6 separate regions of the Mus musculus genome follow, and all the other regions are linked to region 4. The links are chromatin loops, found by intact Hi-C in ENCODE. Cell type or tissue: heart. All regions are shown on one strand. Region 1 overlaps Pdhx (pyruvate dehydrogenase complex, component X). Region 2 holds the start of Cd44 (CD44 antigen). Region 3 overlaps Pdhx (pyruvate dehydrogenase complex, component X). Region 4 overlaps Slc1a2 (solute carrier family 1 (glial high affinity glutamate transporter), member 2). Region 5 overlaps Slc1a2 (solute carrier family 1 (glial high affinity glutamate transporter), member 2). Region 6 has its middle 57 kb from the start of Gm13872.

Region 1 (5,000 bases), 320 kb before region 4:
ACTTCATCCTTCCCTATTTCTATTTCTTTCATTTCCTTGTTTTGCCTTATTGTCCCAGCTACCACTTCAAGTATATTACTTAAAAGAAGTGGGGAGAGCGACATCCCCGACTCACTCGTGACTTAAGTAGAATTGCTTCAAACTTTTTTCCATTTATGATGATGTTGGCTATGGGTTTCTCATATATAGCTTTTGTTATGTTGCGATATATTCCCTCTAGTCTTAATTCTCTTAATAATTTTATTATGAAGGCATGTTGGCTATTGTCAAAGGATTTGTCTGTGTCTATTAAGCCCATTTATGTGGTTTATACATTTATTGACTTGCATATATTGAGACTTTCCAGCATTTCAGAGATAAAGCCAACTTGATTATAGTGAATGTATGTCTGCTTTCTGTTTGAAAGTATGTTATCAAACATTTTTAATCTCTTTATCAGGGATATTGGTTTAGAGTTTTCTTTTTGTTGCTGTGTCTTTATCAGGTTTTGATATTAGAACCACCTGACTTTACAAGAGTTTGAGAGTGCTCCTTCTGTTGCTGTCTTTTTAAATAGTTAAGAAGAACTGGCTGCAGACCTTTGAGTGGCTAGTAGAATTCTGCTGTGAATTCATGTGGCCCTAGCTTGCTTCTTCTTATCATCATCATCTCCATCATCTCAATTTCCTCACTTGAATTTTGGTGGTTTGGCTGAGTCCAGAAATCTATCAATTTCTTTAAAGTTTTCCAATTTACTGGAGAACAAATTTTTAAAGTATTCCCTTGGAATATTCTGAAAATATTTCCATCTTATATATATATATAATCTCATTGAGGTCAAAATTCTGATTTTGCCTAGGCATAGGCTGGCAAAACAGACTACTCCATGGGTATTTGTCAAACTGCAAATTTAGCTTTTAGCTGTGGTAACATTGAAGATAAAACATTTGTCAGTGATTTTAATAAGAGAAACAGTTAGCATAGAGATGAAATAGAGCAAATACAGGAGTTAATGTAGCTTAGCTGAGTGATTATGGCTGGAGGAGGGGAGAATTTAGGCTGGGAAGGTGAAAGCCACCTGTGACTCCGTCTCTCATTACTCCAGGAAGGATTGTGATGTTCTAGAATACTATAGAGTATTTCAGTGCACATAAGCAACTATGTAGATACCCCGGAATCCATCTTCTAAGTGCCAATCAAAAATATGCTGCCTGCCAATAATAAGTAGTGGGGACTTAGTCCTCTCCAGAGCCCATCGTAATGACTTTGTATCTATCATTCATTTCTTTATGAAAATGTGCATCGTGGTTGTACAGAAGAGGAAGCTGACGTACAGAATGATAAAGCATCTTACAGACAGTGGAGCTGTAATTGGACCCAGGTAGTTTAGTGCTGCTCTCCAGTCTTGATGCTTTTAAGAACTAAATATCTTATCAATATGTGTATACTTGTTAAATAAGAAAATATTTCATTTACTACGGTAACACACACACACATGGCATATGGCAAAATAACCATAGAGGCTAATAACCCTATAGTAGATCTCTCCCCATGCCTTCCCCTTCTCCAGTCATCTTCTTTAAAAGCCAAGGGTTTTGACTCTCAGCTTCCTTCTGGCATTAATTAGCCAACCCTCTTGCTTGCATCTTAGACATTGTCTGGGGGTGAGTTCTGGTCACTAGAGTTCTCGTCTTTCAGTACTTGGTGCATTTATTGTGTATACTTGTTTATTTCACAGACACTGCTTGTACTAAATGTATACTGTGTACCTCAGAGGCATCCCATATTTTAAAAGCTTATTACCCTTGCTTTTCATTTCCTGCAGGAATTGCTGTCCTGTACAACTTTTTTACTCCACAACTTTTTTACTCACATCAACTAATGTTTCAGTTGACTTCAGTTTTTCATTTCTGTATATCCCAAGATGAGTAGGTTGAACCTAAGTTCTAAGTTTTCTTTAGAGAACAGAGTCCTGTATGCTGTTTTATGGGATGGGGTTGGTTGGTACCTAGCATGGGGCTGAGACACCTAGTCACCCACCTCTGCTTTGTTCACCTCAGTCTTTCGACTTAAGATGCAGCTAGGGTCTTTTTAGTTTATTTTTGGGTAACTGTTACTTTTCTACTTCCAAAGTTGTGTACTATTGCTCTCCACTTTCTGATTGATTTCTTTTTTCAAAATGAAAATTCAAGGCTGGTTTCCCCTCAGTGTTAGATAAGTTTTGTGGCAGGGAGTGAAATTTCATAATTTTATTCCAAAACTTACTAGAGTTGAATAGCGGTTGTCGTTTTAGGTGTGTTGTTTCACTCTTTGCTTATATGCAAACAGTAGGGTAGGTAGCAACTGGAAATCATGTACTGTCTTTGGAATGCTTGTTAGCCTCCCTGTGACCTCTCAGTAATTCTCCTAGCACCACAGCAAAGTAGCATGGTGCAAAGACAGCCTGCAAGCAGTGGTTTATTTTAAAGAGACTCTGAAATAACCTCTATTCGCCGCTGCAGTCTTGCTGTTCTGTGGCCTGTGCTGGCTTTAAGTCACCTGCCCTTTGTTCTGCTGTAGTCCATTCAGCCTGCAGATGGCAGGATTGCTTTATTTGTATAGCAATTTTAAAGATGCATTTTATCAGTGAGTTCCGGCTTTGGAGCTGAGAGTACTGGGCAATTTTCTTTTGTCTTGGCCTGTTCATTTCATGGTTTTTGTGTGCTTAGGTTACAGTTCAGTAAATGGGGTAGAGTGTGCCACTTGGCTCTACTGTATGTCCTTAATTACTTTTGATATTGTAATGAGCTTAGGTCTACTTCATACTAATACCAGGAAGCAATTTGTTCTGCATTTGTATTTTAAGAGTTTGTTTATATTAATTTCTCTGTTGATCCAGTGACCTTTTAGAATGCTTGTATATGTTAAGAACTTAAATCTGTAATGTAATTGCTTTTGCTGAAATATGAGTTTTGTTGACAGGATAAAAACATACGTTAGAGAAAATAAATTAGATTCAGATTATTGTGCCACATTTAAAATTAAAGTCAGAATTTTACTGTAGGAAAATTGACAGAATAGATCTAAAAGAACTGAAAAATCACTCGAGTTTAGTGATAAATTGTTCATACAGCGCATATTATATATCAAGCAACAACGTTCCAATGTCATTTATTGTGGTGTTCTTATGAGACAGACAGTAAAACAGTTGTAATGGCTTGTGAGACATTTACTCTTAAAAGTTAATGTTTCAAAATAAAATACTAAAAGCACAACACCATAGTCATCTTAATATTTTTAATGTTTTATAATTTCTGTATATTGGCTCACTTGCCAACCAGTTTGAAATAATCTTAGCTGCTTTACAAAAATGAACAAGCAGTGAATCACTACAAAATATCAAATATGGTCAGGTGTTATTTTATGTAAACTCGTATAACCAGTTGAGCATATTTCGTCTGCTCACAGTTAGGAAGTGGATATTAGTAGGAAGTAGTTGGTGCACATCCCAGCCTTCTCAGTGGGACAGGAGTGTGGCATGTACTTCTCGCTGGCATGAAGAGGGGCTCTGTAAATACTATCTAAATCACCCGGAAAGGCTTAATCCCATTCCAGGGAGCCTCGTACAGCCACAAAGAGCAGGTAGTAGCTATGTGTAGGCCTGATACCTAAAGCCTCGTTTATGATCATATACTTTCTCTATCAAGAAAAAAAATACATTTGGGAAAGAAGTGTATAATGTTCCCGTCTACAGAGGATCTATTAGGACGAAACTGTACTCTTGTTAATAAGCTCATGGTTTGAAATGGCATTTCTGGCAGGAAGCCTGTGGTGTGATCAGAATGTATGTATGGCACATCTTACTCTCTGTAATAAGGCAGCACACTCAGTCAAGAGACAGCACTGAATAATGGCAACGTCCAGCATATCTTTGTTTGGGTTTTGTCACCTTCATGGAGAGTAAGGACAGTGATCTACTGCAGGGTTTTTAGATTTTATTGTCATCATTCAGGGAAGCAATTCCAGTAAAGGGTGTGAAGAGTGGTTACGATTTGTTTTACGTTTAAAATAAAAATTTTGGAGGTCTTGATGTTGTACTTTGGAAAATAATGCTTCCTAAATGCAGACATTTCATAATACAGTCTTTAATGTCAGGAGTAATGCAAATGTGAAGGTCTCTTGGTGGAGAGATTATCACAGGAGATTGATAATATGAATCATACAATGGCATCTGAGCCAAATGTAAAAATACAGGAGAGTCTATTTGAGAGAACTGATTTAATATTTGTCACAAATGGAGATGGGATTGTGGGAGCACTGTGTCCTTTTATTTCACCTCTCTGAAGTGCAATTCTATGTGGTAGATTAACATATGTGTGGTCATGACATGTTCTTTCTCATAATGCAAGGCTTGAGCTTTTTAATAACAGCAACATATTGAGACTTTTTAAAAAGCTGAGCTTTTAGATTGAGGCTGGCTTCTTATCTGTTTAGGAGTAAGAGTTTGTTGCCGTCCTAAACACATTTGTCTCTATGAGTTTAAAAAATAACTGTTGAGAGTTGCACTTGATAAGCATTCCTTAGCAGTTGTCTTCATTTGTTTAGTAAGCCATGAAAAGCAGTAATCAGCTCCATCACAATCCGAGATTTAAAAGCTCATTTTATTACTTGAAAATGTGTGTCGTGTATTAACTTCTGAACACGTGCCGAAAATTTTCATAACTACAAGAGTCCAATCATTGCAGTTTGGAATTGTACCATGTGTATGTGTGTTTGCTCTAAGTAGGCTCCCCTACGTCCACTTGATTTAATTAAGACTTTGATGGTCTCCTCATAGATAACAGTGTATTGAGGTGGTACAAAGACCTTTGCATCATTTCTACCTATCTAGAATCCTAATTCTTTTAGTGCACAAAGATTAGTTTGACTAAGAAAAACACTTTTAGAGCTGTTTTGTAGTTGTAGTTTATTTTAACTAGACTTCAGTTTGGAATTAAATGAGATTATTGGTGATAGTTAATGAAAGCCAGAGTAGACACGAG
Region 2 (5,000 bases), 160 kb before region 4:
TTTCCCTAGCCAGGTTCCCAAGTTTAGTGGCAAAGGAGAAACTGGAAGATTTAACTGAGAGGGGCGAGGTCTTAGAACTCAGTCATTCTCCTTGTCCCAGGCAGCGCTTCTCATAGGCTGGTAGGCTGGGCCAGGGTAGGAAGCCTGTGGAGTGGCCCTGGAGAACGTGGGCGCACGGGGGCTGGGGGGGGGAGGGGGGCGGCCATTCTCTTCTGTCCAAGAGAGCAGGGCAGGAGTGCAGGGGCAGTAGCGAAAGCAGGCTGGTGTGTCTTTAAACTTCCGTTGGCTGCTTAGTCACAGCCCCCTCGCTTTGGGTGTGTCCTTCGCGCGCTCCCTCCCTCTTAGGTCACTCACTCTTTCAAAGCCTGGAATAAAAACCACAGCCAACTTCCGAAGCGGTCTCATTGCCCAGCAGCCCCCAGCCAGTGACAGGTTCCATTCACCCTCGTTGCCCTTCTCCCCACGACCCTTTTCCAGAGGCGACTAGATCCCTCCGTTTCATCCAGCACGCCATGGACAAGTTTTGGTGGCACACAGCTTGGGGACTTTGCCTCTTGCAGTTGAGCCTGGCACATCCACATCAGCAGATCGGTGAGTGGCCCGCCACCGCGCCTGAGGACTCCAGCTGGATGCCTCTGGGTTGAATCGCCCTGGGGAGGGACTGTAGTGAATTGGGCTAGCAAAGCAAAGCTGGGATTTGGGGCTATGCTATTGGAAAGAGTTTACGCCTGGGAAGTGCTGCTTTGGTGAAAGGAAAAGAGAAAGGGAGAAGAAAGTTTGCTGGGCAAGTTGCCCGCAGATTTTGGGCGAGGTCCCCATGCTTGCTGGAGCACATGGCTCAAAAGTAACTGTACTCTTGGATGCCCGCAGCCTCTGTCCCGACTAACAGGCTCTGGTGCTCAAGGGCTCCCCAAGCCTGGCTAACTGTGGCTAGGCAGGTAGAGGCAGACACTGGAACAGACCTGTAGAGCACTCCCCAAGGTGTGCACATAGCTACAGGCCAGAGATTGGGCAATGAGCTTTTCAGAAAGGAGCCTTGAAAAGCTGAAGACAGTGGGTCCCAGCTTTGACTAGTTTTCGGGGCTCTTAAAGTCAGCTTTGGTCACCAACGGCTTTATTTTAGCTTGTGGGAGTTTGAACTGGTTTGTGTGAGGCTCTGAGTGGCCTAAAGGTTCCAACATGGACCAAGGAGGACACATAACCGGAGCAATAATTCGACCAGCCGCGCAGTGCTTGCAGTCTAGGCAAAGTCAAACAGCAACAGGGTTCATATTTGCTGCCTGGCAGCCTCAGAGCAGGAGGGGACCTGTATCAGGGTAACCTGTGAACTTTAGCGCAGTCCCTAATATCCCATCTAAATGTGGTTGGTGACTTTGGTGGCTGTGGAGAGGAGGAGCTTGGGCCAAATATCCAGTATGGCTCATTTTCAAGCGTCCCCCCTCCTTTATCTATATATGAACAGATAATTCCACGAAGGCTTTGGTTATCATCAGCATAGTTAAATTTTCTTTGAAGAAGTGCCAGCTAGGTCATTAAGTCAGCTCAGACTTCAGTGAGTTCCTCTCAACAAGAATTACTAAATCCAGTTCTGGGGGTAAGGGGTGCCAAACTGGGTTTTTTTTTCTTTTTAGACATGGTACGTTGGGATTAGAAAATCGCACCTCCATTGTTGAATGTTAAATTTTGAATGCTGATGCAGAAGTAATGCAAATAATAATTGCAGTAGGACACTATTGGCCATTTGTGTGTGTGTTCTTTGCTGTGCTATGTTAGGTAATTCACATAAGCTATCTCATTTTATCCTCATGGTGATTTGGTGACAAATGCTCCCCCCAACACCTTACCAGTAGGGAAACAGAGGCTCAGAGAGGTTAGGTGACTTCCCCTAGTCACACAGCAAGGAGTGGGGCTGGGTGTGAACTTGGGTTCATTAAGTTCCCTAGCTTAGACTGCCATGGGATATCTAAAAGCAAGTGCTAGACAAAGTTGAAAAGACCTTCAGGGACAGTAACAGTCTAGCCAGCAGAGGCTGCAGTGGAGGCTCCCATAGGGAGCCAGAGCTCCTAGGATCCATTGGAAGGCAGAAACATTCAGGATGGATGAGGGAAGGACAGAGAGAGCCTGGACCTGACCTCAGAGGACAGGAGGAAGGTTGGCACACTGCTCCCACCTTTGTTGGGGCTGAGGAGCCGAACTCCCACATTTTCCTGGCCTGTCTCCCGGCTATTCTAAAAGGTCTACTCCCAGATACCTGTTGCCCTTCCAACCCCCCCTGGAGTCAGGTTCTGAGGCCAGCAGGCTCTCTTCTGCCTTGGGGTTTCTACCTTCTTGTTGTACAGTGTGGCTCCAGGACAAGTAGAGCTGGTGCCAGTAGCAGCAGCTCCATGGACCCTGGCTTTCACGCCCTTGTAAAGCCGATGAAGGAACTGAGACTCTGAAATGAGATGTGACTTAGCACAGGATGTGTGTGAAAGAGAAAGGGGAGGGAGAAGAGAGGCATCATGGTTGCCCCATTCTGGGAGTGACTGGTTTGGGAAGATGATGAGGAAGCACTGAGACCAGCAAAGTTGCTGGTGGTGGGGCTGAGGGTGGGGAGGGTGGGGAATGGAGGTGGAGGGGCGTTGGGGAGGGGTGGCGTAAGAGGAGGAAGCATCCATCACTGTGCTGGCAGTCAAACGGTAGAGAAGTGGTGGAGGCCTAAAGCAACTTCTCCCCCAAGGGAAGAAAGTGGCCCTAGACCAAAGGCAGAGGGGACAAGTGTCCACTTGCATCTCTCCTCTCCCTTTCCAAAGATCGTGGTTAGGAAACTGTACCTCTATTGTTGAGGAAGATGGGGTTCATCTGGGAGTCTTGGGACTTGGGGACAGCAGGCACCGTTCTGCTTCCTCTGAGCATTGGCAGTTAGAGTGTAGGCTAGGCCTTCCCAGGTGAAGAAGTAAGGAAGCAAGCCCTGTCCTTGCTGAAGTATCTCCATTCACTCAGTTACTCCCGGGTACACACAGAACATCTATTTCCTTCTAAAATACAGTGAGGAGTTAATGTGTTGGGAGACTCTGGCAGCTGAGGAGAAAAAAAAAAATTCTATTTTCTGCCAACTTCCCCTTACGCAGGAGGGGATGCTGGACCACACAAAATTCCTAGTCTATGACAGATCTCCTTCCATTCATTCCCTAAAAGTTTCCTGATTCACTGTCACAGACTCAAAAATGGGAACTTTAAAGATCACTAAGGAAAAAAAACCAACCCTTCTTTTCCCCCAGAGGAAGCAGACCATGGGAGACAGGGATTGGTGAGTTGCCTGTTCCGTTAGGGTGTGAGGACATCTTTGAAATACTGAAGTCTCTGGAGTACTGTGGGAGCCCCAGTGTTTCACCTGAAGTGGTGAGGAGGAAGGTGCGGTCAATCTGGGGTGTGGCATAACATTTTTAAAAAATATTTTTATTAGGTATTTTCCTCATTTACATTTCCAATGCTATCCCAAAAGTTCCCCATACCCTCCCCCCTCCAACTCCCCTCCCCACCCACTCCCACTCTTTGGCCCTGGCGTTCCCCTGTACTGGGGCATATAAAATTTGCAAGTCCAATGGGCCTCTCTTTCCAGTGATGGCCGACTAGGCCATCTTTTGATACATATGCAGCTAGAGTCAAGAGCTTCAGAGTACTGGTTAGTTCATAATGTTGTTCCACCTATAGGGTTGCAGATCCCTTTAGCTCCTTGGGTACTTTCTCTAGCTCCTCCATTGGGAGCCCTGCGATCCATCCAATAGCTGACTGTGAGCATCAACTTCTGTGAAAAATATGGAACGCTTCACGAATTTGCGTGTCATCCTTGCGCAGTGGCCATGCTAATCTTCTCTGTATCTTTCCAATTTTAGTATATGTGTTGCCGAAGCGAGCACGTGGTATAACATTTTTAACACTTTCAGTGCTACCTACACACTCATCACAGTTTTGTATTTTATGGCTCAATATATTCAGTTTGAGTTTAAGAATTATGATCACCATATCTTACCCTAAAGAAAAATGGTACCCAAGACAAACCTTTCTTGTTTCATATGACTCTTGAGCATTACTGAAAAATTAGAAGTACCCTATTTTTCATTTATTTATCTATTTGTTTATTTATATTCATTCATTAATTTATTCACTTTATATCCCGATTGCAGCATCCTTTCTCCTCCCAGTCTCCCCTCACATACTTCCTCCCCCATACCCCTTCCTCCTTCTCTGAGAAGGGGAAGGTCCCCCTGGGTACGAACTCACCCTAGCACATCAAGTTACTGCAGTACTAGGTACATCCTTTCCCACTGAGGCCAGATAAGGCTGCCCAGTTAGGGGAATGGGATCCACAGGCAGACAGCAGATTCAGGGATTGCCCCTGCTCCAGTTGTTTTTGAACACACATGTACACATCTGCTACATATGTGGAAATCCAGCCCATATTTTCTGGTTGGTGGTTCAGTCTCTGGGAGCCTCCAGGGGTACAGGTTAGCTGACTCTGTTGGTCTTTTTTTGGAGTCCCTATCCCAGAAGGACCATAATTTTAAAATCCTAGCATATTGCTAATGCCACCCAGTATCCAAAACCCGTAAGAAGTGCCACTCACTGCTCAAATTCAGTCAACAGTAGTTGTTTGTTTTTTGTTGCATGGCTTTGCAGTGGTCTCACACATTGAGATTCTCCTAGCACCGTTTTCTCGATAATGAAATCAAGGATCCAAGGACACAGGAGTAGAGTTGAGGTGCCCCATCATCTACCATCACCCCATCACTACCTTTGGAGGATTCTGGAAGTAGCCGGTGGTCTCTCACTGTTCCTGCCTGCTGTACTCAGCAGAGTGATCACGAATAGCCTCTCTCTCTTGCCTCCCTCCAGAAGGCTGTAGGCTCCTGGCTGCCCTGCCTTGCCCTCCTCTGTCCCATCTTTCCCAGGACTCAGCCACAGCTGTTAGAGATGCCAACCTAGATATTTATTGCTAAAATAAGTCCATTTCCTTATCA
Region 3 (5,000 bases), 280 kb before region 4:
GGGCCTCTCATTTTTTATAAGCTCTTGATATACTTGAACAATTTAATATGTACAGTTAGTTTGCTCTGGATTAGTATATAAGTACATTTTATTAGGGGTTGTGACAACATTATTAAACTTTTGTGTATATAAAGCCAGGTGTCTTAGCTAGATATATTTCCAGTCTTTTAACTTTGACACTGTGAAGCTCTAAGGATACAATAGGAATGAAGACAGAGGAAGAAAAACTAAAGAGTCGTTTGTTCAGAGACCTGACCTTATAAAGTTGGGGGAGCAGCTGGGTTTGTACCTATAACCTCAGCCTTTGAGAGAGATTGAGAAAGGAGGCCCGCTTTGAGGCTAGCTGGGCTACGCGGTGAGGCCCTGTCTCACAGAGGCAGGGAGAGTGTTTTACTGGAAAAGCTGCAGTTGATCTCAAATTGAGCAGCGAGCTTTCATGCTCAGTTGGAATCTAATGAAATAAATTCTCTTAGCATACATTGTAAATTTGTATTGTTTTAAATACAGTATTGTTTGCTGAAGCATTGTAATCAAGTTTGTATTGTACAGTCAAATGTAAGAAAATAAAAAAATTCTAGTCTACTTTGATATGACATGCAAAATAGAAGAGTGGCAAACAAGCTCACCATGGTGGTTTGCGCCTATAATCTTAGTACTTGGAAGACTAAGGCAGGGTTCCCATGAGTTCAAGACTAGCCAGAGCTACAGAGTGAGATCCTGTTTCACAAGAGAGGAGACCTAGGAAGGAGAACAGATGGGAAGTAGTGCTCATCTACTCCATCAGCTGAGCCAAATTGTCCCTCATTATCAGTAACATTAGAACTGCTTCTTTCTGTTGGCAGCTCTGGCAAGATAACGATATTTAAATGAGATGGTAATGAATGGTAATTTAATTCACCAGTTGCAGAAAGTTTCTCCTTAGTGTCAGTTGACATAAATCACCAGAAAAAAGACTCCATGGTACAAGTTGTATTGAGTATGACATGATGAACTATAGCCCTAACAAAGGAGCCTTCAGAAATAATTAGTGCCCCAGTATATCTCTTGTTAAGAAAAATATTTAATTCAGTTATTCGGTTTTAACAAGCCATTTTAAAATGGACTCTTCAAACTTTTGTCAGATTAACTTAAAATTATTACCAAGCACCGTTTTCAAAATAGCTTTTACACTTGCACTACTTTCAAGTTCAGTGTGGCTGAAATGTTTTTAATACTGTGTGAGTGTGTGTTGTGTGGATGTGGATATAGACACATGTTCCCAGGTGTGTAAGGCAGAAAACAACCTTGGATTCTTGCTTTCCACCTTGTTTGATGTATGATCTCTTGCTCACTGCTGTGTACACCAGGCTAGCTCCTGGTAATTGTCTTGTCTCTGCCTCCATCTGCCTGTAAGAACAGGTAGGGTCATGGTGTCTGTCTTTCAGGGTGTTAGGTTTGCATGACGAGTGCTTTTACCCACTGAACCCTCTCCTCAGCCCCCTTTTCTAATTTTGACATCTGAGGACTTGAACATGAGACAGCCATAAGTAGCTCTTTGCTTGCGCTCTGTCTTCTGTGGGCCGGTATCACTAGCAATAATGCCTCCATTTCCTGTAGCTACAAAGGAGGTTGGTCCCCATCCAGCTTGGACAGAGGCACTGTTTATCTGAAGCCATTTATTTCAGTTCGTGGGCAACACAAACCTAGTTGCCTCCCTCTCATGGTTTCTGTGATAGTTAATAAGCAGTGTAGAAGCTTTCCCCGTTTGATCAAAAATAATTCCTCTAGCATCTCTAGCAATTAGATTCCTGTAAGCAAATTGTCATTTATGGAAATAATCCTATTGCAGCATGAGGTCAAGGAATGATCTTGATTTGAAGGAGTGTGGATACATGGTGTGAGCCATGTGTGCATCAGCAAGACTGTCCACCACCACACTCTGTTTATAACAGGCAAATATACTGAGACAAGGAAAACAACCTAAGCATGAATTATGAGGGAAAAGCATCATTCATCTTAGTGTTTAACCATTAGTCATGGAAGTATTAATGAACAGTTACCTCTGTTAGTCAGAATGGGCTGGTTTCTTTAACTACACTTCCTACTTAGTAGCTAAAAATGAGTTTGTCCACTATTTTCTGTCACATTAAAAATGTCTGGGTGCTGCTGACCAGACTTGAATGAAACATTGCCAAGTAATTTATAAATACTGTTAAGAGTGTTCACATAATATCGAATGGAACTTTTTCTTTTTCTTTTGTTTTTTACTTATTTGCACTCTGAACCTACCTTTACCAGTAATTGTTTAAGCAAAACATAAGTTCTGGAAAAGAAGCCTTGTTTCCCTACTTTGAAAGGTAGGTGGTGCTATGAGTTAATATATTGTCATCCAAATAGAGAAACTGCATGGCTTTCGGTCTCAGCTTTCAAAGACATTCTGTTCTCATGACAAGGTTGTGTCATGATGGACGCGGGCTCCCTTCGCAAAGTGAAGAAATGAACTTATGCAGATTAAAAATTACACTTGAAACAAGTGCTATGAATGGGAAGCACTGGATTTTTAGAAGGGAGTAACAATACAGAAAGACTTTAAAATTAATCTGGCCATGATTCCAAGTGGGTTACAACAAAGGATGTGGGGCAGCAGGAAACAGCTGCAGGGTTTATACTAACTGAAGTATGACTGACTCTGGATCGCCATTACCTCAGGGCTTTTAATGAAGAAGGACAAGGAAGTGTGTCCTCCATGCCAGGCTGCTGTATGTGTGTTGTGAATGCAAGGTAGGCGTGTGCTTTCGAGACAGCGCCATAAGATGAGTGGAATTCCCTCCAGGACAGTTTCTGGAGGCTCACTATTGCCACTTGAAGAGGAGTGAGGTGCTTATATGTGATACAGCAAGTAGCATGGTTTCAGGACACATCTAAACTTGTAAATAAAAGAGTGATCGTCTCATAAAGACATTTTGAATAGTTCTGCATGGTTATTTGCCTTTCTGGCATCTGCATTGGTTTTGGAAGGAGGCAATTGGAACAAAGTAGTTTATCTTCTAAGTTATAGAACAATGAGGAGCCTCTTTAATTAAAAATAGTTTAGATAAACATATTTGGTGCCCACAGAGGCCAGAAAAGGCCATTGGATTGCCTGGAACTGGAGTTTCGGGCACTTGTGAGCAGCCATGTGAGTGCTGAGAACTGATCTTGGGACCTTTGCAAGAGCAGCTAACCACTGAACCATTTCTTAAGCACCCTTAATTGAAATTTGCTAAAGTCGTTTGCAGATGAACTTTGGAAAGTTACTGTTAGTTTGTGTCTTTGATCATATAGTTTATTTTCACAAATTAGAAGTCACTTCCCTGATTTTCCAACTCTGAGCCACCTTTTTCTTTCTGAGAAAGTGAGTATTGTCAATGCTCCTTGATTTAAACTATACCACCAAGGACATAAGTTTAAGGGAAATATAGGTTTCTGTTAAAAGTTGAGAGAACATTAGGACGATCAGTCAAGATTTTCTCATCTAAATGTATTTAAATTTTTTTCTTTATGAGATTCATAGTTATTCTTGTCACAGACAAGTAGATCTTTAAAGATTTGTCTGTTGTGGCCAAATGAGATACACATTAGTCAAGCCTTTATAAAGCATAAACTGGACACAAGGTTAAGTTTTTATGTGTATGTTACACTTAAACTTTGTATAGGGTCTCAATGTATGTAGCCCTGGTTATCCAGGAACTCCCTTTGTAGACCAGGCAGACCTCAAACTCAGATCTACCTACCTCTGCCTCCCTAGTGCTGGGATTAAAGGTGTGCACCACCACCTCTTGGCCCCACTTACTTTCTATCCGTGGCCCCTCAGTCCGCTTGGCAGAGAATACTACTTATCAGGAAGCTACAGGATAGAGCTTGGTAGATGATCACCCCTCCCAGTGCCTTAGCTTCTGCTCTGTGGGAACATCCTTTTCTAAGAATTCATTTAATCTGCATGCTTGCTCATCAGGAGGAGTATTTTCTGCCTAGTGTCAGCCTAGTTTAAAATTACTAGGCTTTTGGCAGTAAGCTTATCCTGTGTCTTAATAATTCTTATCTATGGAGGAGGGGAAAGATCCTCTGTGTGGCAACTGCTTATCTTACATCATCTCTTCAGTTCTGTGTGGGAGGTGTATCTTGCTTTATAGCAGCCCTCCTTTATAGTCTTAGATAACGTGTACAGACTCAGAGACTACATGAACTGAGCTAAGCTCTAAGAGCTGCATCTGGGATTGAGCCTATATCCATGTGGTACAAAGCTTTAACAACATTACACACAACATTCTCAGGTGGACATTGGCTGAGCTCGTTCTACTGAAGTTCTTCAGCGATGTCACTTCATGTACAGTGAGACCTATAAAAAGTTTAAGTACAACATACAAATAAAAACATGTACACTTGGCTCGTATTTTCTTTGTAGTTCCTTTCTGTGTCCTGGTTAGATTGCACATGAGGTACTGAGGGATTTTTGGTTTGTTTCCATTAAAAATACATCTGTGAAGTACTAAAATCAAGAGTCATGACTTACATATAACTCCCAGTGACAGCCTTAATAAAACTGAAGCGTAAAACATTTAAGGAGGTAGTTCTTAATCTTCCTAATGCTGCGACATTTTATTAGGTTGTGACCAACCCCCAACCATGAAGTTACTTCATTGCTATTTAATAACTTTACTCCTGCTACTGTTATGAATCATAATATAAATATCTGATATGCATGATATCTGAATTGTGATCCCCAAAGGATCTATGACCCACAGTTTGAGAACCATTGATTTAGGGCTTGGTGCCTCTAGGAATAAAATATATCGATAAGCCGATGGTACTTGTGTGTGGTCCCAGCTGCAGAGGAACAGATGCGGGAAGATCACTGGAGTGCACATATTAGAGACCATCCTGGACAACAAGAGGAGAGTAACAGCAAACAAACTCATCCAGACAGAATAGCATGCAGCATTCGGGAAGAGGTGGCAAGAGGATCATGACTTGCAGGCCAA
Region 4 (5,000 bases):
GAATAAAGACTCTCCTTGGAAACAACAGACACTGGTGTATCTATGAGTATATATATATATACATATATATATATATATTTACCAAAGGGGAAATAAAGTCAGAGGTTCAGAGAGAAGGAATTTGTGTCTAAGGGAATCAAATCATAATATTTATTAAATTTTATATATATATAGAGAGTAGTTGGCACCAATTTAAGCTATTGGAGTTAAGGTGGGGATCAAGAATTGGTTTGGGGGTTCATCTATTTGGCTGGTTTTTGAGGGCAGTCTTGACTTATAGCTCAAATTGGTCTTTGATTAATCATCCTCCTGTCTCAGTTTTCTGAGGGCTGGAATCATAGGTATGCTGTACCACAAGCTAGCTCTCCAGGTTTCTTAGGAGCAGAGCACGTCCTTGGAGAAGCAGAAGGCTGAGCCAAGATTGCACCTTCCTGTATTGCAGTTCTCAGTCCTTGGGGCTTTCCAAAAACCGAAGACCAGAAATACAGAAAAATAAAACAAAAAACCAGAGCCACTGCTGCTGCCCTTCCAAGGCCATGAAAAGAACCTTATTTCAGCTGGGATTGGCAAAAGGGAAGTTTCTCAACAATCTGACTTCCCTTGGCTTCGCAGTGCCTCGCTGTGTACTTGAATGGATGCGGGATTCAGCCTGCCATTGCCCTGGGTAAACATTGCCTAATTGAAACTGCTCACTGGAACAGGGGTACTTCACTTGAACAAAGCCCTCTTAGACTTGGTTGGGGTTGCCAGTATTTTGAAACTCCCAGGCACAGCCACAGGTCATGTGACTTTCTAGAATCCATTAAGACTCTGGAAAGACTAGTCCTCTGAATTATTCAGTCCAAAGTATCAGGGGTTACTTTGTCAAGGAGGATGGGATCTAAAGTTATGACCCACCAGAAGGGCCTCCCGGGAATTGAGAAGGCCCTGAAAGGATTGTAGATATCTTTGCAGTGGAGAAAGCGGCTTCTGGGTTATCAGAAATGCCTCCTTCTCAGCGGGACTCTCTCACTTCCTCCTCCCCCCCAACTACCTCTGGCTTGTTACTGATTATCAACTGTGTTTACTGATCCTTTGTTGCCTGGCAACCCACTCAGCTTATCTCCTCCCTCCCTCTCACCCAATGGGCTTTCTTCCAGGACAAAGAGCATCTACTTCAGCCCTGCAGGCACTGGGTTGCCCAGCTCCTCTGCCGCCTTCTCTGTTCAGCACTGATGTCCTCGGAAAACAACCACAGTGCACAAAGCAATCACACAGCGCTGCTGATCACATCCTACATAGGAACCTTTTTTAAAAAATATTATTATTATTTATTTATTTTTAGACTAGCACGTGGGACATACTTAGACTAAATTATTGTTATTTGTATTGATCTAAAAATTCAAGTTTATCTAATGACAATCCAAGGAGACAAGCACATTTGATCTCTTAGATGACAAAGGGACAGGACCACTGAGCTGACCCATCTCTAAACAGTTCTCACCCGAGTCCTTAGAAACTTCTTTGCAAGATCTTGCTTACAGATTCTTATTTCTCTTTTTTTTTCCATTTTGCAGGCAAACGACCCATTTTCCTAACACCATTAAACTGAACAATGATGGAAATGGGAGAGAATGGGCCCACCCTAAAGCCCTAAGGTGGCTGGGTGATCAGTAAGTCTGGGCAAATTTGGAGCTGATCCTGTGAAGGAAACCACCTCACCCCCTGCACTTCATGGAATGTGTTCTGGTTGAGCTTCTTGGCTCTCCATCTACTTTTCATAATGACCAGAGCTTGTCTGAGCAGAGCTCACTGCATGTGCTAGGGTGCTTTATAGGCACAGCTCCGGTTCATTTTTACAACGGTCGGTTCACAAACCCTGGGCCAATCCCATTTCCAATTTACTGTGGAGGCTAGAGAAGTAGAAAGACTTGCCCAGGAGCAGACAACCAATGAGTGCCTCCTAAACCCACATCTGTGCAGCTAAAGAGGAACTCTGGACGGAATGGAGAGAAGGCATCAGGCTCAAGGAGACAGGTCATATACATTCTGTAATAGCCCTTTGTTTCCTAATCTAACACTGTCCAATACTGGCAACTCTGCCTTTGTTATAGACTTGAAGCTAGGATGCAACAACAAGCATGGTGCTTCTGCAAAGAGACAGCTAAAACAAAACTTAATAAATAAAAGAGAAGCATAGCCCAGTTCATTAAATGGCTAGTTAAATAATGTGCCTGACAAATGTCAGCTCTTTTCTCTTTTTCTACCCCTGATCTCTGGCTGCCATGTCCCTTTGGGGTTCCTCCTTCTGCTGATCTTCCTGTCTTCCTTCATGGCTCAGCCCTGTCTCAGTGACACTCATATTGTTCCCCAGAGAGAACCTTCTGCGCCACCTAGAGGACACTTTACTGGGTTTTTTGAGAAGAAACGTTGGGATACTGAGAACTGAGGGAAGAAGGCTGTTGAGAAAGGCGGGCCACTGTCCAGAAGTCAAAGGTGATGGATGGCAACAACCACTATGCCTACCTAAGACGTTCATCCCGTCCTTGAACTCCAGGCCCTTCTTGATAACGATCTTAGTTTCTTCAGGGGCCTCGTTCATGGTTTCATTCAACATGGAGATGACCGCCTTGGTGGTATTGGCCTCCTCAGATGGAGGTGCCACCAGAACTTTCTTTGTCACTGTCTGAATCTAATGGAGCAGGAAGGAAAAAGAATAAAGGTGAAGGTCAGTCTAAAAGGTCAACAACAACCCAGCCAGCCAGTCATACACTTGAACCTTCCCAAGATGTTAACTACAACTATGAAATGCCAAAACAAGGCTAATAAAACTGGGGAATATTTTATGATTATATTCTTAATAGAGCATTAACTCATTGCATATGCAGTATGTTGTTGCTTCTCGGCCTTTTGGCTAAGATCAAGTGTAGCATATGCAGTATGGTGCAGCTATCCTACTAACAAGATTATTACAAAGTTTATGATATTCATTTGTCCCCTAAGTACCCTAAGCAGCACAGTTGCTATAGCTGGGGGATATGTGTCCATTTTTTCCTCCCCATGATGACACCTCTGTGATTGGGGGATGGTATCACAAGTCCAACTTAGTAGCTGCTCTTGCAAACTGTGAGGCCCAGGTAAATGTTCTTTCTGCTGGACAGAATCATCAGAAGCCTGTCCTAGGTTCTGGGTCCTTCCAATACCAGGCTCTGCTGGGAATCTCCATCTGGACAGCAGGGTGACAGCTACCCAATAGCCACCTTTCTGGGACTATATAATTCATATGCAAGGTGGGAAATATATACTTCAGGCTATGAAGCCAACTCACTCTTGCCTAATACTCCCCAAGTATCTCCTATGCTATTCCTCGACATTCGTGGAAGTGGGTCTAATTTTAAAGGTGTCAGGCATCCTGCATGTAAAAATTCACATCTCAACCTCAAAATTTACCACTTTCCAGGGCATTAAAATAGAAATCATTCAAAATCCTAGAATGTCTGTGCTGGCACGTGAGAGGTGACAGATGGCTGAACCCTGAATAGATACAGAAGACGATGCAGGAAGAACTGGCTTTTCAGACGTCATAGTTATTGGCAGAACTGACACTTGAACTTAAATGGCCCGACCACCATTGAATTCTTTCCACCCCCTGCACCATATGTTAAGTTATACAGACTTGATCCTTCTGTGGCTGAGTTTGACAGTTAGCAATGCTGGACTGAGATAACAAGAACAGAAAAGAAGGACAGGCAAACTTCTCTAGGAGGAGGCAGGTGCCTCCCGTGTTAGCCTGGCTGTATACACTTGAGCAGGGTCAGAGGAGACCCAAACTTGGCTACATAAGCAGAGAATGATCCAAGCTCTGGGCAATAGAAACATGAAGAGAAACCACAGAAGTGACCAGAAGGGAAACTTCTGGATGTAGCTGCCAGACTCTAGGCAACAAAGATGGAGACTTATCTTGAGAGGGATGAAGAAGCCAAAGTGTAGACTACTCTATAGTGATCATCATGGATAACAAGCAGGGTCTGGTAGGAGGCTGGTTGCTAAGGGTCTCACATCTTTCATGTCCTACAAATAACCCAAGACCTGATTTCTAGTAAGTCGATGAAGCCAGACACAACATGAATCATGCTAGACTTCAAAATCTAGCTTCCCAACTGAAGGGGTGTTTCAGTTGTCCAGGTCTCAGTTCATATTTCCATACATGAATACAAACACGTTGGGTTTGGACCACTCCATCTGCATACCTGCTGTGGCACCTGAGCCCAACTTGCCAGAAAACTCACAAGTATCTCCTAGTTGACTTACATGCCTTCCTTCTTACCAGCCTCCTGCCATCAGCTACTTGTAGCTTTGTTTACATCAATAGCTGTCACACTGGTTGTTTTTCAATAGAAAACCAATTATTTCCCTAACTCAAGCTTTCTTAGAATAAGGACCTGAATTTGACCTGACTAGTGACTACTTGAGCTGAGCTCTGTCTTCCTAAAACCAGATGGGAGGCTGTTTTGGTTTTAAACATGGAGGGTCTAACTTGAGCAAGCCAAGACCACGGAAGACTGCCTCTAATGGGAACAATTATCCTTCCTCTTTTTGCCCCGGTTTCTAACTCTAGTCAGGAATCTCCCTTCACTCAAGATAGGTCATTTAAAAACACTCCTCGCCAGGCCATGGGGATCCAGAAAGGATGCTAAGTGACCCAGTTCTCTATCTCTGTTTTGTTACTCTGTAAGAATGGTCTTCTCTGGTCAAGGCCCTTAAAGTCAGGGTAAATATCTACTTGCATTCACAATGTCAGGTAAAGGACAGTACACTGCTATTCCTCAAGCTGCCCCAACTCAAAGAGCTCTTGACCCTAGCCCTAGCTGAGGAAACAAAACTAGGTTGCCATAGGAAGGTATAAGATCCTGGCAGGGACGGAGCACATCCTGATGTAGTTTTCTATCCCCTAGAGTCCAGACAGTATGCTTTGCCATGGGGCAAAGCCCACCATCAGCCTCGGGACCACCCAAGTGTGA
Region 5 (5,000 bases), 59 kb after region 4:
ACAACAAGGTTTGCTTCTTCAATAGAGGGCCTTCAGTCTAAGGCTGCTGTCTCATCTCTCATCCTTCACTCTCATGCTGCATCCGAAATAAGGAAAGAAAAAACATGCCTTTTCTATTAGGGGTTAGAGAGATGGCTCAGTGGTTGGGGGCACTGACTGTTCTTGCAAAGGACCCGGGTTCAAATCCCAACACCCATGTGGCAGCTCACAACTATTTGTAACTCCAAGATCTGACACTCTCACATAGACATAAAAGCAGGGGAAATACCAATGCACATAAAAAAAAAGCTAAATAGATAAAAATGTGCATATATTAGCATAGACTCATTCTGTGAAATAATAGATTTTGCTTTTTAAACTAGATATTTATTCTAGATACCTTCAGACATTTTTACCAATGAAGTTCAGTACAAACCAGAATTCAACTTTGAAGAAATTATCCATGAAAAGACAAGCAAAAGCTGTTGATGGCTTCAAGCATGCTCTTTTGCAAGAATGGAGAAGAAAATTTAATATTTATTTTTAAAAATGGAAGCTGTGGGATGAGGAGCTGGGTCCGTATCTAAAGCACTTTCTGTGTATCTCTGATGAACACCTGACTGTGATGCCCAGCACACAGTAAAAAAATGATATAAAGAAACAGACTCGAGGGAGCAAAGACAGCTGACCCCAAGGGTGAACTACAGGCTCAGTGAGAGACACTGCTTCCAAAAACAAACAAAACAGGGCAGAAAAGAGTTGAGAAAGATATCTGATATGGGCCTATGCCCTCCAAATACACATGCACACCCATGTACTTACACCTGCCTATACACACACACACACAAACACACACATGAAATGAAACCAAAGTTGTACTCTATATTTTGAATGTCAACAGAAGCTGGGAATGGGGGCTTATGCCTGTAATCTCTGCACAAACGTTCCTGAAGTAGGATTGCCATGAGTCCACAGCCAGCCTGGGCTACGTAGGGAGTTACAAGCCAGCCTGGATACACAGAGACTCTGTGTCAAAGCCTTACCTCAAAAGACAGATACATCCTAAGAGATTTCATGAGCCCAATGCCAGAGGAGTATGAGGGGGAAATCATCTGAATAGCGATTGCTGGCACACGGAGGGACTTATGGGTGTGATCCTTCAAGTTCCTTGCCACTAATAAATGTTTTAACTTAAACCCATCTTATACATGTGAAAACTGAGGCTTGGAATGCTTACGTAAATTGTAGTAAAATTCTCTTGTCTGGGAAACTTAAACCCTTACTAAACTTCAATCTCTTTTATTGTTAAATAGAAACGAGGGGCAGGAATTTATTACTCAATCTGCCACACAAACACAGTGGCTTTCCTCTTCTATCGTCTTTCAGAATTAGAACATGAACTTGTTCCTGGTCAGCCAATTACTGGAGATGATGGCCTTAATCTGTGGGAGAGGGTTATCTAAGCAGGGGTGAGTCAAATCGTCAGAGGGACATCGAAAAGCAGCCAGCAGTATGCAGGGGGCCGGTTTAAACGACCTACTTCTGAAATCATGATTCAGACCTACCTTTTATGCAACTCCTAAATGCCAGGGGAACAAGGCCCTTAGCCAGCGAAGAGGAGCCAAGGTGAACGGCTGGTCCCTGCAGACCCGTTCCCCATAAGACGGAACAGCAAGGAGCACTGCTCAGCACAGTAACGACATTTTACCTCCTCCTGAAAACACCAAGTGTGCTTATTAACTGTGTGCTGGACAAAGCTCATTAATAATTCACTTTAGGATGATTGACAGGAGAGTGTTTGGCTGCCATGGTAACAACAGCAAGAAGAGCTGTTTGCTTGCTTTAAAACAACTATGTAGAGCATCTGGGATTCTTTTTTTTTTTTTTCATGAATGTTGAGTTCCTGAAGAGACTGTGCATGTGTGTGAGTGAGTGTGATAGTGATAGATGGAGAAGATATATCTTTAAACTGTAGTCTAGGAACTACTAAAGGGCAGGACATTATAACAGGGAAGGCAAGTGTCTTTCTCAGCTTCACACTGCACCCTTCTGGAAGGAAAAGGAAGTAACAGAAATGCATCCTATTACTGGATGAAATTAGCTATGTTTTTTATGAAACTTTAACCATATAAAGAAATCACATATAAAGCATGCGTAATGTTTTCCTTCATTTACTTAATATTTATTTCCAGTTCTATAAGTGCTTGTGTGTCGTGTGTGTCTTTGTGTGGGTGTGTGCACATGGGTGTCGATGTCCGTGGGAGCCAGAGGCATCGTAAGTCCTGGGGCAGGAGGCTGGGACCCTCCTGAGGGGGTGCTGGGACCTGAACTGCCTGTGTTCTAGCCATTTCTGACCTTATTGTTTATGGAACTACAAGATGACATTAGAGGCTCTTCTTTGCACCATTCTGGGTCCCGCTGGCCTCCCCCCATAGGAAGACAGATGCCTTCTTCGTGGTGAGCTGACAGGATAGGGACTGTGTTTCCCAGCACAGGACATGCCTGACGCTCCACATGTTTCTCAGCACGTGATGCTCCCAAGATGCTCAGAAATCAGGATCTCTACAGCCTTGGTTCCCTAGGATCAAATCTTTCAGGCCACACCTTTAGGCTCATGAACCTAAGTCACTGGTTGACTCAGTTTTCCATTAGGGTGTCTAGGAGGACAGTGAAGTGTATAGGAAGGGGCTATTCCGGCTGCCTTCAGCACTCCAGGTGTCAGTTTGTGTTCTGTCAAGAGTGACATTCACAGCTTGAGATGTTGATTTGTATTTTTAAATGGCCACTGTGACACTCGGTAACTGGTTTAGTTATACACATTCATTTGGACAGTGGGTAACACTGCCCCTACCCCAGCAGAGCCTGGAGTATGGGGTTGGGGGGAGAGAGCAACTGAGCCTCTCTTAAAACTCAGTAAACAACACAGAAATAACTTCTTAAGGAATTTCACACTTTTGCCACCAGGAGGAAAACATGTGATCTCTTTCTTACTGTGACCTCGAGCACACACTCGAGCACACACACACACACACAACACACACACACACACACACACACACACACACACACGTACATGTACCCTTGGATGTGAAGGAAGCAGCCCCTCCCTTTCCACATATGGGGTACACTGGTGCTTCCTTTTCCCTCATCCAAAAGCGCATGCTGCCTGTTTAGATATACTGTCTGTACAGCATATCACTGATAAAATTTAATTTCTCAGTAATGCACACTATAAGATCCACAGCAATAACTACAACAATACAGAGCAATCAGAAGAACATACTCTAATAAAGGGCTCTTCCCTCACCCTCAATCTGAGGAACAACTGTACTCTGATAGTTTGTTAACGGTTTTGTTTTGTTCTTGCTTTTGCAAGGAGATCCATCCTAGCACCACTCTCTTCCACAGTCTGGGGACCTGCACTTTGAGACGCACTAGCTGGAGCATGCTCTCAAACACTGTGTAAGGAGAGGAAACATGCTAGAGGTTGAAAGCACACAGAAGATTTTGAAAATAATACCAAAAATAGGTCAGGGGCTGGGGAGGCGTCCATCATGGTGGGTAGAGCACTCACTGAGCAAGCACGGGGACCAGCCTGTGGATCCCTAGAATCCACAGAAAAGCCAGGAGAGTGTGGTAGCCATTCTGTAATCCCAGCTCCGGAGGGAGAGACAAGGAACCACCTGGGGGGGGGGGCATTCAGGCTGGCCAGACTGTCCAAGACAGCAAGCTCTGTGTTCAGAGAGAGACCCTGCCTCGATATATAAGATGGAGTAGAGGAAGAGCCTCAAGCCTCTCCACATGGGCATACACAGCTGCACAGACATGTGCCGACACACAAGCAAGCACTCGTACACATACATATACGTCCCCCGGAGATAAAGCAAATAAAAATGCCCTGAGGTAGACAAAATACACTCTCGGAACTAAATTCATCTCTTCTTTCTTTTATCTTTACTACTATGGTTATGAGAAAAATCAATATTATGCATGTGACCCAACTGTATATCTATGAGAAAGAAATGATGTTTTTAATTGTCAGTTTTATATTCTGTGTACACAGTACTGGATTACATAATGACATTTCATGCAAGTCTATTTTATTGTTTGGTAGATTCCCTTCATAGCACCTCTCTCCCCCTTCTCACCCCCACCTCCTGTTACATTCCTTTATTCCCTGAGGTAGTTTTATTTCCACTTTTATGTTATGCATACAAAGATGTCTCTATATAAAATCTGGACACTACACTTGAGAACAAATACTCTATCTGTCTTTCTGAGACTGAATTCCTTTACTTAGCAAGGTTAGATCCAGTTGTATCCACAGCATCAGCCTACCATGGTCCAATATGGCCTGTCAACTGTTTATGTAAATGAAGTTCCCAGAAATCAACTTATCTGAGATTACTCATCTGGTCACCAGAAAACAGAATCAGAGTCTGTTTCAATACATACATGAACATGTGTTCAATACATACATGAACATCTGTTCAACACATACATGTTCAGGTACATACACAGACACACACATAGACACACACGGTTACTGGGTTACATACACAAATAAAACATTAGTCAGTCTCAGCAAGGCCTGAGACACCATTTCTACCTCAAGCACACTTTCCCAAAACTCTACTCACTCACCCTATCTAGATATTGGTGCAAAAAAAGTGCATGCCTCTAACTACCACCCACATAAGCACCAGCTACCCCAGAAAGAAAGGGGGACAGGTGTGGATTCCCCTAAAAGAGAATCAGATCTTCCAGAGAACTGAAGGGCGTAAATTGTTCTTCCACTTCAGGTAAAACTTCAGCATGCCTTCTCCTCAGCATGCCAGTAAATGCTGCCCTTTGGAGCACATTCTCTCCCTCTTTCACCCTCCTTGGTCAAAGTAGAAGATGTCTACACCCGTCCAGAGTCACATCAAGGATTTTCCTTGAGAGGTCTTGGTTTCTGTATTCAACCCTCAAATCTTAGGGCTTCAATCTCAGATATCTCAATTATTCAAAGTGACTTTGGA
Region 6 (5,000 bases), 60 kb before region 4:
TTTGATGTCATCCTCAGGAAGTGTCTTACCCCACCTTTACTCAGATTGAGCGCACTCCCCCTTCCTAGTACCGCCTTGACCGTGTCCACCTGTCACTAACATAGTTCAATCTTATCAGTTTCCCCATTGTCCTCTCTCTTCCACTTTGGCAAACTTATTGAGAACAGGCTTTGTGTTTGTACCTCCAAACGGGAACAAACATCCCAGCTCAATTATGGCCTCCAAAGTTACTATCTAGTACTGATCACTTATGAATGTCTGTGTTTATACATTCAACTAGTGATGAAGAAATCCTTATCCCATTTTTAATGGATGAGTCAGCTAGGAACACAGAGAAGTATATTGTAGTCTCCAAACCACCCAAGTAGAAAGTGGTAGAGTTATGCTGGAGTTCTGACTTCCCCTGTCTCATTGCCTATTGTCATAAGTTTGTTAACTTGAATTTGTTGATATTAAGAGATCATTTTCAAACCTTATAAGCCAGGCCAACACTCCAGAGCTCTCTGTGGGAGTCAAAGAGTCTTCCTGAAGCATAAGTGAAGATATGTACCATGTAGGCTATATTGACGAAGGAGTTTATTTAGAAACCTATAAACACCTCCTAGATGCTGTATTTATTGGAAGAAGGAGGATCAGGTCATGTGGAAGTGTGGGGAGTTGTGCCATGGTGGCCCACGCAAAGGGTCATAGAGTTAGGAAGTCTGATCCAGCACCCTGGCCTCGGGCCCCACTTCTTGCCTCTGCTGACATCTAGTCTTCAACACCAGTAGTTTGTTTGCTTGTTAGGGCTCCCCATCTCCCGCCCCTTCCATCCCACCCTCCTCAGGCTTCCAGACTGCTGACCTCATCACGTGGTGACTGCTGTTTTCCAGCAGCTTCATCCAAACCACTTCCTCCATCCTCACCCCCGGAGGAGAAATGGCAAAAACTCCAGGAAAAGCAGCTAACATCTAGTTTTAGCATGACCGTCTTTAAAGTCAGACCCTGGGTTCAAACCCAACTTTGCCATACTTTGTTTACTGATGTGTATCTTAAGTAATTTAGCAATGATGTGTCTTCATTTTCTCATCTGTAAGATGGGAATAGTCATTTCTATCAGAAAGATATCTGGGAAATTGAATGAGACAAAAAGACAAAATTTGATAGGAGCATATGGCTTTTCTGTTTCTCATTCCTCACACCAGAAGTGCTGACACCCTAGTCTTCTCACCCAGATACTCAAATAGCTATTAGAGAGGAAACAGGGACCTCTCTTGTTTTCTGGGGAGTGTGGAAGTAGGCAGGTATGTTACTGCTTTTTATTTTATTTTATTTTATTTTATTTTATTTTATTTTATTTTATTTTATTTTATTTCACAAAGGCCTTGCCAGAACTTGGTGTCCTCTAGATGTAGAGAGGAGAGAACGGCTACCCATTCCAGGGCCCAGCCTCCTCAGAATCTAGGCAGACAATTTGGAATTTATCTGCTTAGAAGTGGGGAGGCAGGTTTTGAGCAGTTGGAGACCTGAAGGAAATTCAGATTTCTGATGAAGTCAGTGGAGTTCTTGAGAGCTTTGCTTTTTTACTTTCTCCCTCCTATCACTTGAAGTCTCCTCAAGAAATAGAGAATATCCAGAAAAAGATGTCAGAAAGATAAAAGGAGAAGGGTGAAAAGAAGAAAGGGATCAAAACAGTTATCCAGGAGCACTCAGATAACGGTTGTTTATTAAGTCTCATCTGTGAACACAGTAGCCACATAAATCACAGTAGCTGTAAAGCAGTGGGTTTTAAAAAACAAATTTCTAGACTAGCTGCTCTTGGCTTCTCTTCTAACTGTTTGAAGCCAAGGTTTGGGAAACCACTGAAGCTCAGAAATACAAAGCCCGAGTTGCAAAGCCACTAGTGATGCTGGAGTCTCTCTCAGTGCTGGAGCTTCTCTGAATCAGAAAAAAAATCCCTGATACCTGGGTTCATGTACCTCCTAGAAACTGTCATTTCTTTGTGGCTTTAGGCCAACTTGTTGGCTATTTCTGGCCTGTTGATAATGTGCCCTCTAGTGGAAATCCCAGAAACCTCTCTTTGATCTTTGTGGAAGTTGAATGCTATTTGATTTCAATCCTGAATCCTCAAGGCAAATCTAGAAAGAAGAAGGAAGGTGAACGTGGGGATCCTTTCACTAAAGGCTTGTGTGGAGAAGCAGTGTTTCTGGGTAGTCTGGGCTCAAGCATTCAGATAGTGTTCCATCTTCTGGTTTAGTCAGCATCTTGTATTTGAAAAGGATTCACAGATCATGGGGGAAAGGAGACAGTAAGCTCCAGCATGACCATCATTTGCCCCCTATCTGCTAATTTCTAGACATTTTCTGGTCTATTTGGAGACATCCTTATCCGAGGAGTACAAAGAAGAGTAGTCAAGTGACTTTTCTGAGGAAGATACAAAGAAAGATTTTGACCTGTGACTGATGACCCTGGGCACTGGTTATCTTTCAGGCACTGTCTTAGACATAGTGCATACCAAACTTGAGTTTCTTTCAGTAGATACAGACAATAGAATGTGGTTTACAGAGTTATGAGGACAAAACACATTGATGTCTTAAAGGTCTCAGAATATTGTCTAGCAAGGAGCACTCTGTAAGCACACACATTAAAGTGAGAAAAGTAAAGCAAGACACTGAGCACCTGAGATAAAGCTCCATTTATCCTCATCCTACAGATAGGAAGAGCCAGGCACAGCAAGCATGGCCACTCCACTAGAAAGGGGCAGGGCTGAGCTCTGCATGAACAGCCTGGGACAGAAAACATTCTTTGAACTCCTACATCACTTTGTTTTTATTTGAACACATCAAATCCTCTTTGTGAGGGTTGGTGTGAGGGTGCAGTTGTGTAGGGGGTACATGTAGAGTCTAGAAGTTAGCCTTAGGTGTTGTTCTTCGGGACACCATCCATTTGGGGGTTTTGTTAATGTTGTTGGTTTGTATGTTGTTTCATTTTGTTTTGACGCACGGTGTCTTACTGGCTTGGAGCTCAGTGATTCAGCTAGGCTGGCTAGCTAACAAACCCCAGTGATCCACCATGCTCGACCTTTTATAGTTTTTACTGAGTTCTGGGGATGAGACTCAGGCCCTCGTGCTTGCACAGCAGCAAGCATCTTGACCAATTGAATTCTCTCCCCATCCCTTTAACTAACAAACCAGCCCTCTCAACAGAAGTATTTTCATTGTACTTCCCAAAGAAAGTTGGTGTCAACTCTAATAAACCATTAAACAAATTTCAAGGTGATCAAAATAGATAAAAATGACTCTAAAACAAGATTTGCTCATTAGACAAACAGGTGAATTATAAGTGGGTGGTCTGATTTCACTCCTGTTGCTGGGATAAAATACCTTGGTGAAAAAAAAAACAACTTAGGAAAGAAAGGGTTTACTTTGGTTTACAAATCTAGATTACAGTCCATTGTTGTAAGAAAAGTCAGGGAAGAAACTCAAACATCTAGAAAAAATGCATCTACAGTCAAGACAGAGATAAATTGATGCATATATTCTTGCTAATTTACTTGGGTTTGCTACTGTCATACAGTTTAGGATCCCCTGCCTAGGGAATGATGCCTCCCATAGTGAACTAGATCTTTTCACATCAATTGACTTAATTAAGTTAATCCTCCATATATAGTCCCAGAGGCTCACCCAATGTGGAGAATCCTTCATTGAGACTTTATTCCCAGTGATTCCAGGTTGTGTCAAGTTGATAGTTAAGGCTAGCATTCACAGTGTAGTACAGATAACATGTTAAGTTGTATTTGAGGATCTGATCAACACTCTGCTAGATTAGGCTCTATGTTTTCACTTACAATTATCCTTGTGGAAAGTTGAATTTGCTAGAACAAAATATAGAATCAGTCAATAAAGATATAAGATATAGCTTATTTTTATTTTAGTAGGCTCTTAAAAAGTTAACATTAAAGGTCAAAAAGTATTGGTTGACTTTATTTACAGAGTAAGATAAATAACTAATATCTACCTTCTGGAAAATTTTTTATGTCCATTTATGCACAAATGATCAATAACAAGAAACATTAGATAGAAGGAGAAGAGAAACCTAGCTCCCTGGCTCCTTCAAATTGTTTCAGGGATCTGAATAGTAATGCAGTGTCCGGATGCCTGTGGTGTACATCATAACTGAGATTTAAATAGGAGTAGATCCTTCAGACCATGTGACCAGAGGCTAGGATAATGTTACTGTGGCATCATTGGGGATTTAAGCTCAAATCATGCTCAAAGTGTTTTCTGTGCCACAAATAAATTCTAAATATTTTAGCAAGTCCAATAGTGGGTTGTACTTCAAATAATGTCATTGTGGCTGAATAGGCTGAGATATCCCACCCATCTCCAGCATCTAGAGAAATGTGTCTTAAATGTATTCCTTGGTGTATAGTAATGTCTGATAAATTAACACAGAGGCAAGATAGGGATAGTTATTTTTATTTTGCATGATAAGTTAGGTGTTAGTTTTGCTAGGATGAATATCAATATGAAGTGGTGCAATTGTACTTGTTATCCGGGTCAGAATAGGGGCTTTCCAGGAGAAATTAATGTTAAGATAGTAAGACTGGTTGAGTTTGCAGTAATCCTGGGGAAATCCAGCCACAAGCCAGGTGGAAGCTCCTTTCCTCAGTGACCAGAGATGAACTTCACCCTGAAAAACCCAGAGGCTGCAGGATCTACCGATCCTACCCTTCTCCATGGGGAGTGATCATGGCCCAAGGAGGATAAATGTGATTGGCACTCAAGGATGGAGGGTTGGGAAGCTGAAGAGCTGTAATAGGCAGTAGTTTCACTGTTTGCATGGGGATTAGGGATGGCCCAGGGACCAGGGAGGCTATGAGGGTAGTAGTTAGAGTTAAAGGAAGAGAGATAAGGCAAGTAGTTAAGAAGAGATGAGGAACACCTCTAGCTCCCCACTCTGCCCACACCAGTAGAAGCACACACATAGCATAAGCACTCAGACATACACCAAGACACACT

What was found. Hi-C counts contacts between places; a loop is a spot of excess contacts. Peaks named below come from ENCODE experiments on the same cell type or tissue, not always from the same donor. Only the 100,000 strongest peaks of a DNase experiment are listed, where the experiment ranks them.
Region 1: it touches region 4 in a loop (6-fold over the local background); 3 of 42 quality-filtered maps call a loop at or near these places.
Region 2: it touches region 4 in a loop (1.8-fold over the local background); 2 of 42 quality-filtered maps call a loop at or near these places.
Region 3: it touches region 4 in a loop (7-fold over the local background); 18 of 42 quality-filtered maps call a loop at or near these places.
Region 5: a loop joins it to region 4, with 2.7 times the contacts of the local background. A loop is called at or near these places in 9 of 42 quality-filtered maps.
Region 6: a loop joins it to region 4, with 3 times the contacts of the local background. A loop is called at or near these places in 10 of 42 quality-filtered maps.

What each region holds. Positions count from the first base shown.
Region 1 is chr2:103,060,670-103,065,669 of GRCm38, reverse strand. The region is part of intron 1 of Pdhx (pyruvate dehydrogenase complex, component X); the gene reads left to right. Among named protein-coding and RNA genes, the nearest start is that of Pdhx, 10 kb to the left of the region's middle. In heart, a CTCF peak has its summit at 2,545 (motif pointing right); no DNase peak of the experiment used is centred here.
Region 2 is chr2:102,896,859-102,901,858 of GRCm38, reverse strand. Cd44 (CD44 antigen) reads left to right here and starts at 194. Exons shown (of 9, transcript NM_001039151.1): 1 at 194-591. The coding sequence starts at 513. Gm23731 (a small nuclear RNA gene) reads right to left here and starts at 3,899; the gene lies at 3,793-3,899. In heart, no CTCF peak of the experiment used is centred here; DNase peaks (open chromatin) are centred at 358, 838 and 2,328; H3K4me3 peaks cover 2,925 bases; H3K27ac peaks cover 1,492 bases; H3K27me3 peaks cover 236 bases.
Region 3 is chr2:103,016,657-103,021,656 of GRCm38, reverse strand. Pdhx (pyruvate dehydrogenase complex, component X) reads left to right here. Exons shown (of 11, transcript NM_175094.5): 11 at 1-602. Among named protein-coding and RNA genes, the nearest start is that of Pdhx, 54 kb to the left of the region's middle. In heart, a CTCF peak has its summit at 2,332; no DNase peak of the experiment used is centred here.
Region 4 is chr2:102,741,479-102,746,478 of GRCm38, reverse strand. Slc1a2 (solute carrier family 1 (glial high affinity glutamate transporter), member 2) reads right to left here. Exons shown (of 11, transcript NM_001077514.4): 5 at 2,506-2,671. Gm13872 (predicted gene 13872) reads left to right here. Exons shown (of 2, transcript NR_153853.1): 2 at 1,557-2,828. Among named protein-coding and RNA genes, the nearest start is that of Gm13872, 2.8 kb to the left of the region's middle. In heart, a CTCF peak has its summit at 2,366 (motif pointing left); DNase peaks (open chromatin) are centred at 1,108 and 2,368; H3K4me3 peaks cover 490 bases; H3K27ac peaks cover 1,635 bases.
Region 5 is chr2:102,682,814-102,687,813 of GRCm38, reverse strand. The region is part of intron 1 of Slc1a2 (solute carrier family 1 (glial high affinity glutamate transporter), member 2); the gene reads right to left. Among named protein-coding and RNA genes, the nearest start is that of Slc1a2, 27 kb to the right of the region's middle. In heart, a CTCF peak has its summit at 2,047; no DNase peak of the experiment used is centred here.
Region 6 is chr2:102,801,283-102,806,282 of GRCm38, reverse strand. No RefSeq gene overlaps it. Among named protein-coding and RNA genes, the nearest start is that of Gm13872, 57 kb to the right of the region's middle. In heart, a CTCF peak has its summit at 2,037 (motif pointing left); a DNase peak (open chromatin) is centred at 812.